Regions from separate parts of the Homo sapiens genome. Here region 2 is linked to region 1. A link is an interaction called in ENCODE POLR2A ChIA-PET data of the cell type or tissue named here. Cell type or tissue: GM12878. All regions are shown on one strand.

The links. ChIA-PET counts read pairs that join two places held together with the same protein. Peaks named below come from ENCODE experiments on the same cell type or tissue, not always from the same donor. Only the 100,000 strongest peaks of a DNase experiment are listed, where the experiment ranks them.
Region 2: POLR2A ChIA-PET joins it to region 1 with 7 read pairs; 2 of 35 experiments call an interaction of 5 or more read pairs at or near these places.

The regions. Positions count from the first base shown.
Region 1 is chr17:66,980,694-66,988,693 of GRCh38, reverse strand. The region is part of intron 1 of CACNG4 (calcium voltage-gated channel auxiliary subunit gamma 4); the gene reads right to left. Among named protein-coding and RNA genes, the nearest start is that of CACNG4, 20 kb to the right of the region's middle. RefSeq lists enhancers at 3,047-3,306, 5,226-5,727. In GM12878, no CTCF peak of the experiment used is centred here; a DNase peak (open chromatin) is centred at 3,093; H3K27ac peaks cover 372 bases.
Region 2 is chr17:66,572,580-66,580,579 of GRCh38, reverse strand. The region is part of intron 3 of PRKCA (protein kinase C alpha); the gene reads right to left. Among named protein-coding and RNA genes, the nearest start is that of PRKCA-AS1, 160 kb to the right of the region's middle. RefSeq lists an enhancer at 2,060-3,020. In GM12878, no CTCF peak of the experiment used is centred here; no DNase peak of the experiment used is centred here.

The DNA of each region.
Region 1 (8,000 bases):
AAGAGAGGCAAAGAGACCCCTCTGACGTCCCATATCTCCTTAGAGCCTCTGGAGAGCAGCAGAGACCATGAGCTGCTCTGTTGCAACCGACTGGTGACAGATCCAAGGGCCGGATGCATTACTGAGGTGAGGCGAGGCGAGGGGGCAAGTGATGGGGATGGGCGGGGAGGCCCTGCAGGAGGCCAGGCAGACACGCGGAGCCAAGAGGCAGATGCAGCAACATCCCTCATGATGGAGCTGGATTTCCAAGAAAAACAGAAACTCTGCTTCCTCACTTCAAAGAAAAGCTGGTGCCGCAGATTCAAGGGCCTTTTCCTCTCCTGCTTGCCGGCGGCTGTTTGGAGATGAGATACATGCACACAATAGTTCTGATGACCGGACTGGCCGAGTCACAGGACACCCTGGAGCAGACAGCGCTGAGCCTTGATGCGTGTGCTCCAGCCTGGGTCTTCCCGCCATGGCAACAGGACAGGATGAGCTCCAGGCAGATGGAACTGCAGACGCTGTGTGATGGCCTCACATGCTCCCAGGTGCAGTACACGGGGATTCATGCAGCCAAGCTGGGTGCTATCAGGGTGGTAGCTCTGTGACCACACTGTGTGCAGTTGCATGTGTGTGTGTGTGTGTATATATATATATACACACACACACACACACAAAAAGGATGTATAGCCATAAAGCACACTCTCAAGGGCTCCCACTCTGCCTCCTTTCCTGGGTGCATACCTAGAGTATGCACACACTGGGACCATGCCCAGTCTCGAGCATGCCAACATCGTGCATGAACCGGCACACAGAGACCAACAGTAAGCTCTGCTCACCAGCTGAATGCACCGCTGAGATCGCTTCTTTATCCCAGGAACCATGCTTCCCAGGCTCCCTTGCCCTTGGCTTCTGGGTAGGTTTGGTCAGTAGGAGGCTCTGATGGAAAAGAGGGCCGTCAAAAGGGGAAAGTCAGGGTATTTCGCCCCCTCTTCCTTGGACAGTGTTTCTGCAGCTGCTGCATCTCCTCTGGGGGTCTAGTTACTTCTGGAAAGCCCCTCCCTCTGTGGTCCCAACCTCCTCCGGTAAAACCACTCTCTCATTTTCTCTCTGAAAGGGGCTTCCTGCAGCCCCACATCTCAGTGCCTGATGCTTCTCCTGTTTGGCTTCTCAGCTCTTCCATCACCCGAGTGATCAACTCCCTCTATTAAATTTCCTCTGTCTGAAAGACACAGAGTGGTTTCTGTTTTCCTGGATGGACCCTGACTGAGAGAGTAATGATAATGACCATTTAGTAAGCATTCAGAATGTACCAGTGACTCTCACTAGGTGAGTTCTGTGAATTCTCACATGGGTAGAGGATAAGGGTGATATGTTGACTCTATTGTGTAGATAAGGAAATGAGGGTCTGGGAATCTAAATAATTTGTCCAAGAAGAAACCTCCACTTGAACCCAATTGCAATAGAAAGAATACAAACTTTGGAACAAATCCCATCTTAACCACTTAGCAGCTGTGTGACCTCAGGCAAGTTACCTAATCTTTCTGAGCCTGTTTCCTTGTTTCAGAAAATTTTCATCACCCCAAATGGAAACCCTGTACTCATTAAGCAGTCAATCCCATTCCCCTCTCCCCTCAGCCCCTGGCAACCACGAATCTGCTGTCTTTTTTCTGTAAATACACTGGATATTTCGTATAAATGGAATCACTCAAGATGTGGCTGTTAAGAATTGACTGTGTCCCCTCCCCACACCAAATCCATTCATGTAAGTCCTAACCCCCAGTATCTCAGAATGTGGCCTCATTTTGAAATAAAGTCATTACAGATGTAGTATAGTTAAGGATGATGTCATTAGGGTAGACCCTAATCCAGTATGACTGGTGTTCTTATAAAAAGAGAAATTTGGACAGAGACACATGCACCCAGGGAAAACGCCATGTGAAGAGAAGGCGGAGACGAAGGTGATGCTTCTACAAAGCCAAGGGACACCAAAGATTGCCAGCAACCACTGGAAGCTAAATTCTCTCTGTAAATTGGAGATAGTTAAAGAGTGAAGACATTAGTTAAGACGCAAGCCTTGTACCATCTGCTCCAAGCGATCTGTGCCCTCCCCCTGGAGCTGGACTTATCCGCCTCACTCATATGTCTTCTGCTCTTCCTGTGTGTCCTGTCTTGCTCAGTGACATCACCCTTCCCCATAATGGGCTCTCATTCTTGCATCCAGTCTATTTCCAAGGCACCATCTCCTTCAAATCCACCATCTCCTCCATTCCACTGTCCTAATTCAGGACTCATCCCCCCGGGCTGGAATTTTCCAGTGTTTCCCCAACAAGTGCCCCTGCCCTAGCCTTGCTCCCTCCGCTCCGTCCTGCATAGGAGAAGCCACATGAGCTCTCCAGACACACATCAGCTCTGAATGTCCCCTTGGTGAGACCCTCAACCCACACGGCTGGGCCAGGAGGGCCAGAGGCAGGCTCCTAAGCAGGTATGATGGAGCGAAGGGCCCTTTTGCTTCTGTTCTCCTACCTCCCTGTCCCCAGCTTCTGGCCTCCTCTCATAAGAGGCTTTCTGTTTCGATAGTACCAGATTTCTTAGGCATCCGGGAACAATCCCTCTGTCCCATGCATCCCAGGAGCTGGCTCAGGGCCGGGGGCCCCTGGTAGGCACTGGGTAACTATGGAATGCCCCGGAGCAGGCATGATGTTTCTGGAACTTTGCCTGTGTTCTGTCTGGAACCTTCTTCTTCTTCTTCTTCTTCTTTTTTTTTTCCTTTTTTAAACAAACTTGTGTTCATCTTCCTAAACTGGCTCACATGACTTACCATCTAGAAACTTCCCTGACCACATCCCTTGCCTCCAAGGACCTTCCTCTTCCCACTCTGTGCTACTGCCACTCCTTGGACGTGCACTTAACGCATTTCCACACAGAATCGTAACAGATGGCCGTCCCTCTGTCTCCCTTCTCCCACTGGACGCTGATTTCTTTGAGGAACAGGACAGGATTCTACTTTTCATCTGGGTGCTCCATAAAATGTCTGCTGGATGAATAAAGAATGAATAGGAGACTGCATGTGTGCATTCAGGAAGGAAGACGTGTGCCTCTGTATATTCCCCTGCCTGGGGAACTCTTACACATTCTGCAAGACAAGAGTAATGTTGCCTCCTCTGGGAAGCCCCCCGGGACTTTCCCAGGCTGATAGAGGCCAAGCCTCCCTGGAATTGAGTGCACTAAGACAAATGACACTCTAACATCACAAGCCTCACCCTGACACTCCTTTCTTTTCTTGCTTTTTGTTTGTCTCTCTTGGACAATAGACTCATTACTGAATTGCTGTCTGTTTTATTCTCTGCTATGAAGAAAACTTTCCCTATCACTTCGAATGCTGCTTGAGCAGTAGCAGACACTCAATATTAATATTTGCTGAATGAATGAATGAATGAATCTGGGAGTGCCCAGGACTCAGCCTGGGATTTAGTTTTCAAATCCTCAATGAGCATTTTCTGGATTTGAATAGAGACTAAGAAAATGCAGGTAGGGAGTTGGAAACAGATAAGGCAGGATGAGGGCGGGTGGTGGGAGCCCCCCAGAGCAGGGTACCAGGCAGTATCTCCCGATCACAGCTGCCCAGGCTGGGAGAGAGGACGGTCTCAGAGAAGCAAGGCCATTCTTTGCCCTTGGGTCAGACCCTCCTCACCCCAACCATGTCAGTCCCCTGCCACCCTTTGGTCTGGTCTCGTTGAGCTGGTGTGCTCAGCTCAGTGGGGCATTTCCCCAAGGATGAGGTCGAGGTGAGCAGAATGACACTGGGCTTGTTGTCAGCACAGACTCCCAGCCTGGTAACCCTGGGGACCCTGAGGCAGGCTCAGGCTCGAGGCTAAACTCAGGCTCGGGTTCAAGTCAAACTCTGCCCCTGCTGCTTCGCCTTCTGGGTGAAGAATCCAGGGTGACAGAACCCACCTTCCTGTGGGGTTATGAGGATCCCATGAGAGACAGCACAAGCAGATGGCGAGGCAGGAACAAGTGGGAGGTCATGTCATTCTGAACAGCTCCGAGTCTCAGAATCTGCAGATACAGGAGTATCTTTCTCCTCCAGAAGGTCAAACCCTGTTCCCAAGAGGCTGGGTGCAAAAATAAGTGCTGAATGAATGAATGAACGAGTCCCCAGAACATAGCACAGGGCTAGGCACACACATTCTCGACTAGTATTTGCTGGATCACCTAGGACTGAAGAAAATACAGGCCAGCAGTTGGGGATGAATGGGGGCGGGTGCAGGCTGGTGGCAGGCCATCTGTGAGTCTTTGTCATCCCAGACCTATATTTGTTTTTTGTTTTTGTTTTGAGACAGGGTCTTGCTTATTGCCCAGAGCTGGAGTGCAGTGGTGGCTCACTGCAGCCTCAAACTCCAGGGCTCAGGCAATCCTCCCACCTCAGCCTCCTGTGTAGCTAGGGCTAAAGGTGTGCACCACCATGTCCAGCTAATTAATTTTTTGTTGTTGTTAGAAACGGGGTCTCATTATGTTGCCAAACTGGTCTTGAACTCCTGGCCTCTAGTGATCCTCCTGCCTTGGCTTCCCAAAGTGCTAGGATTACAGGTTCAAGCCATTGCAGCTGGCTACTATTTTTAATTTTTACTGAAGATAATCTACAGAGAGTAATCCTAAGGGTGCAGTTAGATGAACATGTGTCTACACCCGTATAACCAGCACCCTGATCAAAATATAGAACATTGTTCACACACCTTGCACCCTCCCAGACAACAGCCCACAAAGGGAGCCACTGTGCTGAGCTCCGCTGCCTTGCATTCGTTTTGCCTGCTTTTGAACAGGGTATGAATGGAAACACACAGTATGATCAGCCTGTTTTTCTATCTGCTTTGTGCGAGCTGGGAGTCACCACGTGAATGCCAACAACCAGAACCTGGGTGTGAAAGTGTGCCAGTGGGTGGCAGCCCCTGCAAAACATGGGTTCCAGGGCTTTGAAGTGCATGGTTAATGTCTTCTTAAAGGATCTGTCTCGAGCAGAATGATTTTCACCTTCTTTGCGGAGAGTGCCCCATCTGAAGAGCCGCCCTCAGTCTGACAGCAGAATCCTTTCTCTTTAGACTGCATGAGTCAGACCTGGGGCCTGGCATCGTGCGTTGTTCTGGTCACGACGCTGTGCCCACCTCCTCCAAGAAGCCTGCTGTGCCAGCCCAGCCCACAGCCAGCATCTGGCAACCACGGGGACACACCTGAGGGGCGGGTCCTGCTCTCTTCCCATCTAAACTCCTCCTCCAGCCTGGGTAGCCTTCACTGTGGCCCCAGATTCCTGGGGTCACCATGGGTTATTTTGGATATTCGCAGCACACTGAGCCACCCCACAACCTCGCCTTTTCCCCAGCGTGCAGCAGGCATGTGACTGTTTTTAGCATGGGGCTGAGAAAGATCTTGCCAGGGGCTTTGGGGCTGGAGACCTGGGTGCAGGTGCTGGGGGGTGTCACAGGCTGGTGAGTCTCCCACAAGGGGAGTGCCATCCATGCTGCATTGTGAGGAGGAAGTGAACTCTGCAAAGTGCCTGCAGAGATTTTCATGTCATAGCTACCACTGTTATCAACTGGGAAGAGGTATAGCCGAATGAAGAGAATGGAATCTGAAGCCAGACAGCCTGGGTTTCAATTCTGACTTCACCACTTGTTGGCTCCGGGGCCTTGGGCAAGCTGCTTAACTTCCCCGTGCCTCAGTTTCTGCATCTACACCATGGAAGTAGTGCTAGCACCTGCCTCACAGGCTGGCGGAGGATTAAGCAAGTTAATCTATATAAAGTGCACAGGGCAATCCCTGGCACCTAATAGGAACCACAGTAGAGTTTGCTCTCATAGCCAAGCATGGTGGCTTGTGCCTGTAAATCCAGCTACTTGGGAGGCTGAAGCAGGAGGATCGCTTGAGCCCAGGAGTTTGAAGCCAGCCTGGGCAACAGAGCAAGACCTCATCTCTATAAACAAATTAAAATTAGATGGGCATGGTGGTGCACGTCTGCAGTCCCAGATACTCAAGAGGCTGAGGTGGGAGGATTGCTTGAGCCCTGGAATTCAAAGCCACAGTGAGCTATTGAGAGGTGAAGCCAGCTGGACTTCCTGGGTTGAGTGGGGACTTGGAGAACTTTTCTGTCTTACAAGAGGATTGTAAAATGCACCAATCAGCACTCTGTAGCTACGATTGTAAAACACGCCAATCAACGCCCTGTAGCTAGCTAGAGGTTTGTAAAATGCACCAATCAGCGCTCTGTGGCTAGCTACAGGTTTGTAAAATGCGCCAATTGGTACTCTGTAAAAACACACCAATCAGCACTCTGTGGCTAGCTAGAGGTTTGTAAAATGGACCAGTCAGCACTCTGTAAAATAGATCAATCAGCACTCTGTAAAACGAACCAATCAACACTGTAAAATGGACCAATCAGCATGCTGTAAAACGGACCAATCAGCAGGACATGGGCGGGGACAAATAAAGGAATAAAAGCTGGCCACCCTAGCCAGCAGCGGCAATCCGCTTGGGTCTCCTCCCACTCGTGGAAGCTTGTTCTTTCACTCTTCACAGTAAATCTAGCTGCTGCTCACTCTTTGGGTCCGTGCCACCTTTAAGAGCTGTAACACTCACCGCAAACGTCCATGGCTTCATTCTTGAGGTCAGCGAGCCCATAAACCTATCAGAATGAATCAACTCTGGACACACTATGATCCCACCACTGCACTCTAGCCTGTGTGACAGAGTGAGACCGTATCTCTAAAAATTTTTTTTTATAAGAGTTAGCTCTCTTTCTGCAATAATATACCTGAAATCTGATTAAATCATAGTTAAGTAATTAACTAGTGTGAAATTATAGCTGTTACAAAGATAAGTTGAGATAACATATGGAAAGTTCTTGAGATAATACCTAATGTGCTTGGTGCATAGCAAGGGCTCAGCAGGCATTTGCTCTTATTTTTTAAACTATTCATAATTCTGGACTCTAAACAGAGGAGCCAGCAGGAGGGTGTTGAATGGATAAGCAGCTAGGGCGGAGGGGACCTTGCCGGGCTCGCCTGAGCACCGTCCTACTCACGGGCGGCTCAAGAGGCCACTGGTGACAAACAGAGTGGGTCTCCTGTGGTTCTCTCGGCCCCAGCACCCCCAACCCTGACCCAGTGCTTTGCACAAAGGCTTGTATGTTTCAAGCCACAGTCTAGAGAAAGCAACTAGGTTTCAAAACAAAAAACCAGGTAAATTTCCTTCCCTTTCCTCCAGAGATGGGTAGACCAAAGAAGAACCCAAAAAAACTGCTTGCAAGAATATGAAGGGCTATTAAGGGTCGAAGATGATTGCTTTGTTTTCAGCTATAGGAAAGACTGAGCAAGAAGAAAGGAACAGACATTACTACTGAAGGTAGCAAATTTGATTAGAACTGAGGGATAATTTTGTAGTCCTAGTACTGGGAATCTCAGCTGGAGGATGCTGGACTTGATCAGCATCTCCTTCCATATTCCCTCGCGCTTCTGCCTTAACTGAAACTCTTGCTAAGAACAGAAGGTAACATTCTGAGCACCTGGCAACAAAGACACAAGGGGAAGCTTGTGTCTCTGCATTGATGGACATTTGAAGGGTCAACTGACTCACTGCCACAAAGAGTGAGGGATTGTTTCAGGGTCGCACGAGTCACATTGGAAACTGCCTTTCCTCCAGTATTCACCATGCAAAGATTTTTTTCTTTTTATTTACTTTTTCTTTTTTTTGTTCTTTTAGAGGAACCTCTGGAAGAAATGCAAAGATGTTTCTAACAAGGCCGGGTGCGGTGGCTCACGCCTGTAATCCCAGGACTTTGGGAGGCTGAGGCAGGCGGATTGCCTGAGGTCAGGAGTTTGAGACCAGCCTGGCCAACATGGTGAAACCCTGTCTCTACTGAAAATACAAACATTAGCCAGGTGTGGTGGTGCACGCCTGTAATTCCAGCTACTCAGGAGGCTGAGGCAGGAGAATTGCTTGAACCCAGTGAAGGTTGCAGGGAG
Region 2 (8,000 bases), 410 kb after region 1:
GGAAGCTGATGTGTTTGTCCTTGGATTGCTGAGATGCTAAGAATGCGTGGAACCCTGGAGGCGGAGCCCAAACATGGCTCAGTGTCTCATGTGGGACCACGTGGCTCTCAGGCCTATATGGAGAGCCAAGAGGGGCAGCCTGTTCCCATCCCAGCCAGCCCCCAGTGCCAGCCCTGTCAGCTTTCCAAAGCACTGCAAAATCCCAGGGTCTCTGAGATCTGAGTAAGGAATGCTGCAGCACCAGCAGGTCGTGCACAGATTGGCCTGCTGAAAGCGACCTCTTGACTCCCTAAGAATGTGGAGCTAGGGGAGTAATGCTGGTCACTCAGGCTAATAAGGAAATGGAAATTTTAGCTTGAATAACAGACCACTAGTACTCCATGAGTAAAGTATCAGCCACAGGCAGCTTACACTGTGAAAGTCACATCAGAGTTATGAACTTGAAAAGTTAAATTACCCAATGAAACATCTTGCTTCTTAGCTTTGTAACTATTTTCCCTCCATTCCTTTCATTTATTTGTGGAAAGCCGCCTGTGCATGAGGAACCCTGAGAGATGCCGAGACATCTCCCCTGATCTTGAGGATCTCCGGCGCAGAGAAAGAGAGTGAGCCGAGGAGAGAGAGTGACACCTGCACCAGGTCTTGAAGGGCAAGGAGAAAGCACCAAGTGAAAGAAGGAGGGAAGTCCAACCCCCGATTTTTTTTTTAACCTTCGGTGTATAATTCCTCTCTCTGCCTCCTTCCCTTGCCTCTCCTTCAATCCACTGTCCTCCCAACCAAGTCTGATCACATAAAAATCCAAATTTCATCACTCACTTCCTAAACCATCTCCATGGCCCTGCCTCTGCCTTCCAGCCTTAGCTCCCTGGTTTCAGTTCCAGTCACAAAGGCCTCTTTCAAGGTCCCAGCAAGATGCTGCAGTGACTGCAGCTTGATCCCGGGACCCAGACTACCTGGGTCCAAATCCCACCACCCTACCAGCCACGTGAGCTCAGGCATGCCCACTGGCCTCTCTGTGCCTCAGTTTTCACATGTGTGCAGTGGGGATGGTAAAAGCACCTTTCTTGCAGTGTCGTATGAGGACGTGATGAGGTAACACAGACCCGTGCCTGACACGGTAAACCCTTGGTAAGCGTGACCTCTGACCCCTACCCACTGCTACCGTCATCCTCATTTTCCCATCACGACTTTCACACATCTTGATCGCAGGTTCCGGAAACATCTTTCTTCAGGCTCTTTCTCCACCTATTTCCTACCCAAATTCCAGCTTACACATCACACCACAGGAAGGCCATCCTTGACCCTGGTCTGCTTCCTTCCTGCCACTTCACAGCTCTTGTCACAAAGGGTAATTACGTAATTATGGTCGTGATGACTAGCTTGATGTCTGTCTTCCCTACTACTCTGTCTGTTCAATGGGGGGCAAAGCCACTTCTCTTGCTCTCTGCTGTGTGCCAGCGCCACAGCAGGGGCTGACTGTGTACTGACTAGGGAACGCACATGTGCACATGCTCCGAGCAGAAAGCAGCAGCCACCACAGATGCAGGGAGCCCCAAGAGGCCACAGCCTGCACAGAAGCACAAGTAGCCTCTTGCAAGTGCAGAGGTGAGAAGCAACGGTGGGGCCAGAGAGCACTCTCAGAGTCAGTTCACAGAGGCCTGCCTGGCGAGCTGCGCGGGGAGCCACCCACAGGTCGAAACAGATGAGTGTCGGCATGGGGACGTGATCCACAGTGCAAGGGGGCCCGAGGACGGCTGGGAGGAGGCACAAGACCAGAGAGACAGGCGGTCAGTTAGGACACTATCACGACAGTCACAGATCTGGATGAAGAGGACAGGAACCACAGGCCCAGGATGCAGAGGTGGGCCCTGATGTCTTCTACACTAAAGGGTGTGGAAGACAAACATGGGCATCCAAGACAGGGCTACTTCTTTAGAATGACTTGGCAGGGAGATGGGTTTACTTTCTTATTTATACATCACTCAGAGGAGGGGGTGGTTTGTGCAAACCAAACCAAACCAGCCCCAGGTACATTCATGGCCTTATACATGTTTTGCTCTTGTTGACCAGATGGTTTTAAGGCTTGCTGAGACCACCTCGTCTAGAAGGTGCACTGCTTGAACCATTGTAATTTTCAGGTGGTGAATATGAACAGAAAGACTCCCTCATGCTGCATTCCCCTTCCACTTTATCCTTCGCCAAGGACTTCAGGCTCCCTGGAGCTGAAGGGTTTCCAAGGACAAACAAACCCATGTGGACAAACCCATGGGGACATGACCATGTGCGGAAGCCTGGACCGACTTGCTGGGCTCTACCTGCTGCAGGTGAGGCGTCTTTCCAGAGTGCTGGCCTAGGTGGATGCCCCGACCCTGGGACAGACGAGATGAAAGGCAAATATCAAAGGGAGACAATGAGGGCTGTTTTGTTTTGTTTTGTTTTGTTTTAAATTCAGTCTCTCGTTAGCTGGCTGAGGAAGGGAAACACAGCTTCTGAATTTGGCATTTCAAAGGGGGCTGAGGAGGAGTTGCAGGAGAAAGGTTAAAGAAAGAGCTCACGGGGTGGAGGGGGCGCATGACACAAACCCTGCACTCTGGCTGGTCCATGGCACAGAGCAGGTGTGCGGCAGCTTCTGAGGGGGTGGCAGGGTGACAGGGGTCGGAAGCTAAGCATGCAGGATTGAAAACGATGACTTATGCAGCATCTGGGAACAGGCTAGGGCAGCACCCCACTCCCTACCCCCCACTACCCCGTCCTCACTCCAGTGTCATTCTCTGATCTAAGGATAAATGTGGCAGGGACTTCTGGCTAAGGTGAAGTATAAACTCATGCTGTGGACCTCTCCTTTAGCTCTAAATACATGGACGCAATAAAAAAGAAAAGAAGGAAATGTATTTTTAAAAAGATATAGTTCACTTCCATATAAACTACGCACCTCCCTGGGCTAGAAACAGAGCAGATCTCCAAGACGTAACCAGAGCCGAAGTGCAGGCTGGCTGAGCTCTAGGTCTGAAGCAGGCCAGGGGCTGAGCTATTTCATGGCCTGCAGAAAAAGAGACTAAAAGTGGACTGAGTCAGGAGAGCCAGAAGTCAGGGTGGCATCCTGGCTGCTATGGAGGACTCATCTCAAGGGACTCCCTTGCCCAGGCTGCAGTCCACATCCCACATTGCTCAGAATCACCATCTGCTTATTCTACTCTGGAAAGGGAGCTCGCACCTCTCAGGCCCAAATCAGGAGTAGACATCAGGAGTAGAAATGAGGCCTTGACCAATGTGAGAGAGGGATGCAAAGATCCCCATCGCCGGACTCTCACGGAAGACCAGGTGTCCCTCCTGGATGCTCCCTAGCCCACAAGCCTAGTTATTCTGCCATCCTTTGACCAAATACCGCTGTGATTAAAAGTGCATCACAGGGCCAGGCACGGTGGCTCATACCTGTAATCCCAGCACTCTGAGAGGCAGAGGCAGGCAGATCGCTTCAGCCCAGAAGTTCAAGACCAGCCTGGGCAACATGGCCAAACCCCGTCTCTACCAAAAATACAAAACTTAGCTGGTGGTGCATCGTCTGCAGTGCCAGCTACTTGGGAGGCTGGGGTGGGAGGATCACCTGAGCCCGGGAGGTGGAGGCTGCAGTGAGCCAAGATCGCACCACTGGACTCCAGCCTGGGTTAAAGAGCAAGACCCTGTCTCAAAAAAAAAAAAAAAAAAAGTACATCACCATTTTCCACGGAGAAAACAAGGGTTTGAGAACAGAAATGAGAGACAGCGAACACATAAATCTTCCCTAAGCCCTCTCTAAGTGAAAAGAACATCGTGAATGCTCCTCACTCAGGAGACAGGAACAGGCCACAGCTGCTGGCTCTGTGTGTGTTCCCTACTGAAGCCTGAACCCACTAATTTATATATGACTAGCCGAACCATCAAATAAAGTGAAATTTCAAGCCTGGTCAAGTCGTACATGGGTATCAAATTTCTCTTGTCCTGCGAACAGCAGAAATGAAATTTCAGCATGAAAAAAGTCCTCAAGCACCTTGCAAAAACCAATAGGAATCAAATTACATGCTGCAGTAAAGAGCCACTGGCTTTGGCCCTTCAAAATACATTTATTTCAAATTATAGACTGGTCCAGAATTATCAAGCTCTTCCTGCATCTTAATGGTCTCTATAGTATGGGCTTAAGCCCATCTCATGCTTTAAATTAATTTCAAGAGGCCAAAACCCAAGCTTCTTTATGCTTTGCCAGGCACCATGGAAGCTGGTACTATACCTGTGGAATACATCTCCTTTTACTTCATCTTCCCATGCACATATCCTTTGGTAGAGCAACCGCGCACATGAAATTTGGTATCCTTACAATGAACACTGTGTTGTAACCAACTGTGACAGTCTTCATAGCACAGCCTCCATCTGAAATTTATTTTGCTTTTCCTCCAGTTATTAGATGAATATTTGTTTCTAAGTTTTTGTTTGAGATGGAGTCTGGGTGTGTCGCCCAGGCTGGAGTGCAGTGGCACAATCTCGGCTCACTGCAACCTCCACCTCCCAGGTTCAAGCACTTCTCCTGCCTCAGCCTCCGGAGTAGCTGGGATTACAGGCATGCATCACCACACCTGGCTAATTTTTGTATTTTTAGTAGAGATGGGGTTTCACCATGTTGGTTAGGCTGGTCTCAAACTCCTGACCTCATGATCCACCCACCTTGGCCTCCCAAAGTGCTGGGATTACAGGCATGAGCCACGTGCCCGGTCCTGTTTCTAAGTTTTATGTACTAATACTAACACTAAGAATATCATCTAACATGGAATGCTGGTTTACTCTATCCAGACACTGCCCTCAGGTGTTACTCCATTCAAGCCTCACACCAATGCATAAGGTGGTAACAGGCAATGTTTCCAAGTAATCCCTGTATGTGTGGTTTTGTTTTCCAGTTTCAATTACCTGTGGTCAGCCTCAGTCTGAATATATTAAAAGGAAAATTCCAGAAATAAACAACTTTATTTTTTTAAGACAGTTTCGCTCTTGTCACCCAGGCTGGAGTGCAAGGATGCGATCTCGGCTCACTGCAACCTCCGCCTCCCGGGTTCAAGTGATTCTCCTGCCTCAGCCTCCCGAGTAGCTGGGATTACAGGTGTGCGCCACCATGCTCAGCTAATTTTTGTATTTTTAGTAGAGATGGGGTTTCACCCATGTTGGCCATGCTGGTCTAGAACTCTTGACCTCAGGTGATCCGCCCACCGCGGCCTCCCAAAATGCTGGGATCACAGGCATGAGCTACCACACCTGGCCCAATTTGTAAGTTTTAAATTACACACAATCCTGAATAGTGTGATGAAATCTCATACCATCCCACTATATCATCTGGGATGCGAATCATCCCTTTGTCCAGCAGACCCCTTCTGTAGATGCTGCTACCGCCTCTTAGTCTCTTCGTAGCCATCGGTTATAGATAAACTGTTGAGGTATCACAGGGCTTGAACTGAAGGAATCCTTATTTTACTTCATAATGGCCCTAAAGTACCAGAGTGGTGACACCGGCAATTCAGATATGTCAAAGAGAAGCTGGAAATTACTTTAAGTGAAAAGGTGAAAATTCCCGATAAGTGAAATTTCATATGCCCAGATTGCTAACATCAACAGTATGATATTTTCAGAGAGGGAGAGACCCCATTCACATAACTTTTACTACAGTATATTGTTAGAATTGTTCTATTTTATTATTGTTGTTAATCTCTTACTGTGCCTAATTTATAAATGGATCAGACATATTAATGCATAAGAAACATAGTACAGGTTGGGTATCCCTTAGCCAAAATGCTTGGGACCAGAAGTGCTTGGAATTTAGGATTTTTTTTTTTTTTTTGATTTTGGAATATCTGTTTCATGCTAACTGGTTAAATGCCTCAATCTGAAAATCCGAAATGCTCCAGTGGGGATTTCCTTTCACCGCTGAGTTTTGGTTTTTAGAACATTTCAAATTTTCAGATTAGGGATAATCAACCTGCTTATACAGAGTTGACACTATTGGAGTTTTAGGCTTCCACGGGGGTCCCTGGAATGTATCCCCTGCAGAGAAGGGGTGACAACTGCGCTGTTTCTCCGTGCTAGACAGGGTTCTAAGTGCTTTGCATATTAAATTACATTGTAATCTTCATAAAAACACTCTGAGACAGGGATTATTGTCGTCCCCATTTAAAAATATAGAGACTGACTGAGGGTTAGAGGTTAAGTGACTTGTCCAAGGCTCGGAGCTGGCAGACAGCCATTTGAATTGAAGTCCAGCTGAGGTACAGCCCATTCCATGTAGGCCATTTCCACTGGAATGACCATTTCAACACAAACACCCTTATAAATATAGTCTTTCTTTAGGCAAATAAATATAAAAATGAAGTTCTCAGATCAAGATTATAAACAGTAAAGCTTATTGATACATATCACCAAATTCATTTCCAAATATACCATATCAACGTATAGGCCATAAGACAGAAAAAGACTGCCATTTTTGGCTCCCTTGTCAACCCTGGGTGTTGTGATTTCATTAACTTAATAAGCAGGATCTTGTTTTACATTGTTGTCTTTAATACCCTTCGGGCCATATAAAAAATTTTAAAATAAATTCATTTTTTAGAGATGGGGGTCTGTGTTAAACCCAGGCTGGTTTCAAACTCTTTGGCCTCAAGTGATCCTCCAGTCTCAGCCTCCCGAGGAGCTGGGACTACAGGCATGCACCCCTGTGCCCAGGGAGGCCATTTTTCTAGGTGTTTATTTAAAGGTTGTATTTCATCTTTTGAAACATGGAATATTTTTATGAGTTCAGTGTATATTCTGATGGGTGAATGTCGCACTTCAAAATGAAAATAATAGGAAGCTAGATATAGCTTGTTAAAAACAACAACAAAGCATAATGTCAAAGAATAATGTTATGCTTTGTTGTAAATGCCTGTCAACATTGTTATAACAATCTTTTCCCAGAATTTTGGTTAATCTTTAATTCTTCACACTTTTTGATACTCTTAGAACTTCCTGTAATGAGCATGCAGCATCTTTATAATTAGAAGAAAACAGACACTTTTCCAACTGAGGATAAAAAAGATGGTTGCGTTTAGGTACTGCTTTTCTCTTTTCTATTCTACTTGATATTAATGACCCATGTATTCCTGATTTCAGCAGAAAACGAACTGATCACAAGTTTTGGTGGTATAATTCAGTCATGGAGATTTTAAAGTTGGCCTCTATCTGTTGCTCATAGCGTGCTAGGCAAGCTAGAATTACTCAGGAAAAAACCTCCTTTATCTCTCGTTTTCACTCTTGCAATGAAAAGGCATTTCAGGAGTGTGGGCTTAGCTGCTCATTACAAGGTCCTTTTATCCACTGACAACTGCTGAACTCACCTTGAGAGAGGAGCTGCTTTCTATTTTGGTTTGTCTATAATTTTCTTATTTCCCAGAGTGTATGTCATGGGCGCAACCCACAAACCAAGCATTTCTATATAAAATATCATAAGAGGAGGGATTCATTAACAAGTTCCTCTGTAGACAGAACGCAGCTCTTACAAACTCACAAAAACAAATACATACTTTTAAAAGTTCCCAAGAAAGCAGTTCTTGGGAAGCAGATGTAATTCTTCAGGTTTGAAAGTAAGGGCCTCCCCAGCTCCCTTATCACTGAATTACAGGACTCTGTATTTTTTAATTGAAATTTACTCAAAAGGGGACAGATATTCATCTCATACTATAGCAAAAACTAGTTTTAAAAATATATAACATTTTAAAATATTTTAGTCAGAAAAGCCTCAGGGCCAGGTGGGGTGGCTCATGACCCAGGACTTTAGGAGGCCAAGGCAGGAGGACTGCTTGAGCCCAGAAGTTTGAGACCAGCCTGGGTAATGTGGCAAGAGCCCATCTCTACAAAAAAATCAAAAAGCCAGGCATGGTGTTGTGCACCTATGGTCCCAGTTAGTTGGGAGGCTGAGGTGGGAGGATCTTTTGAGCCCAGGAGATTAAGGC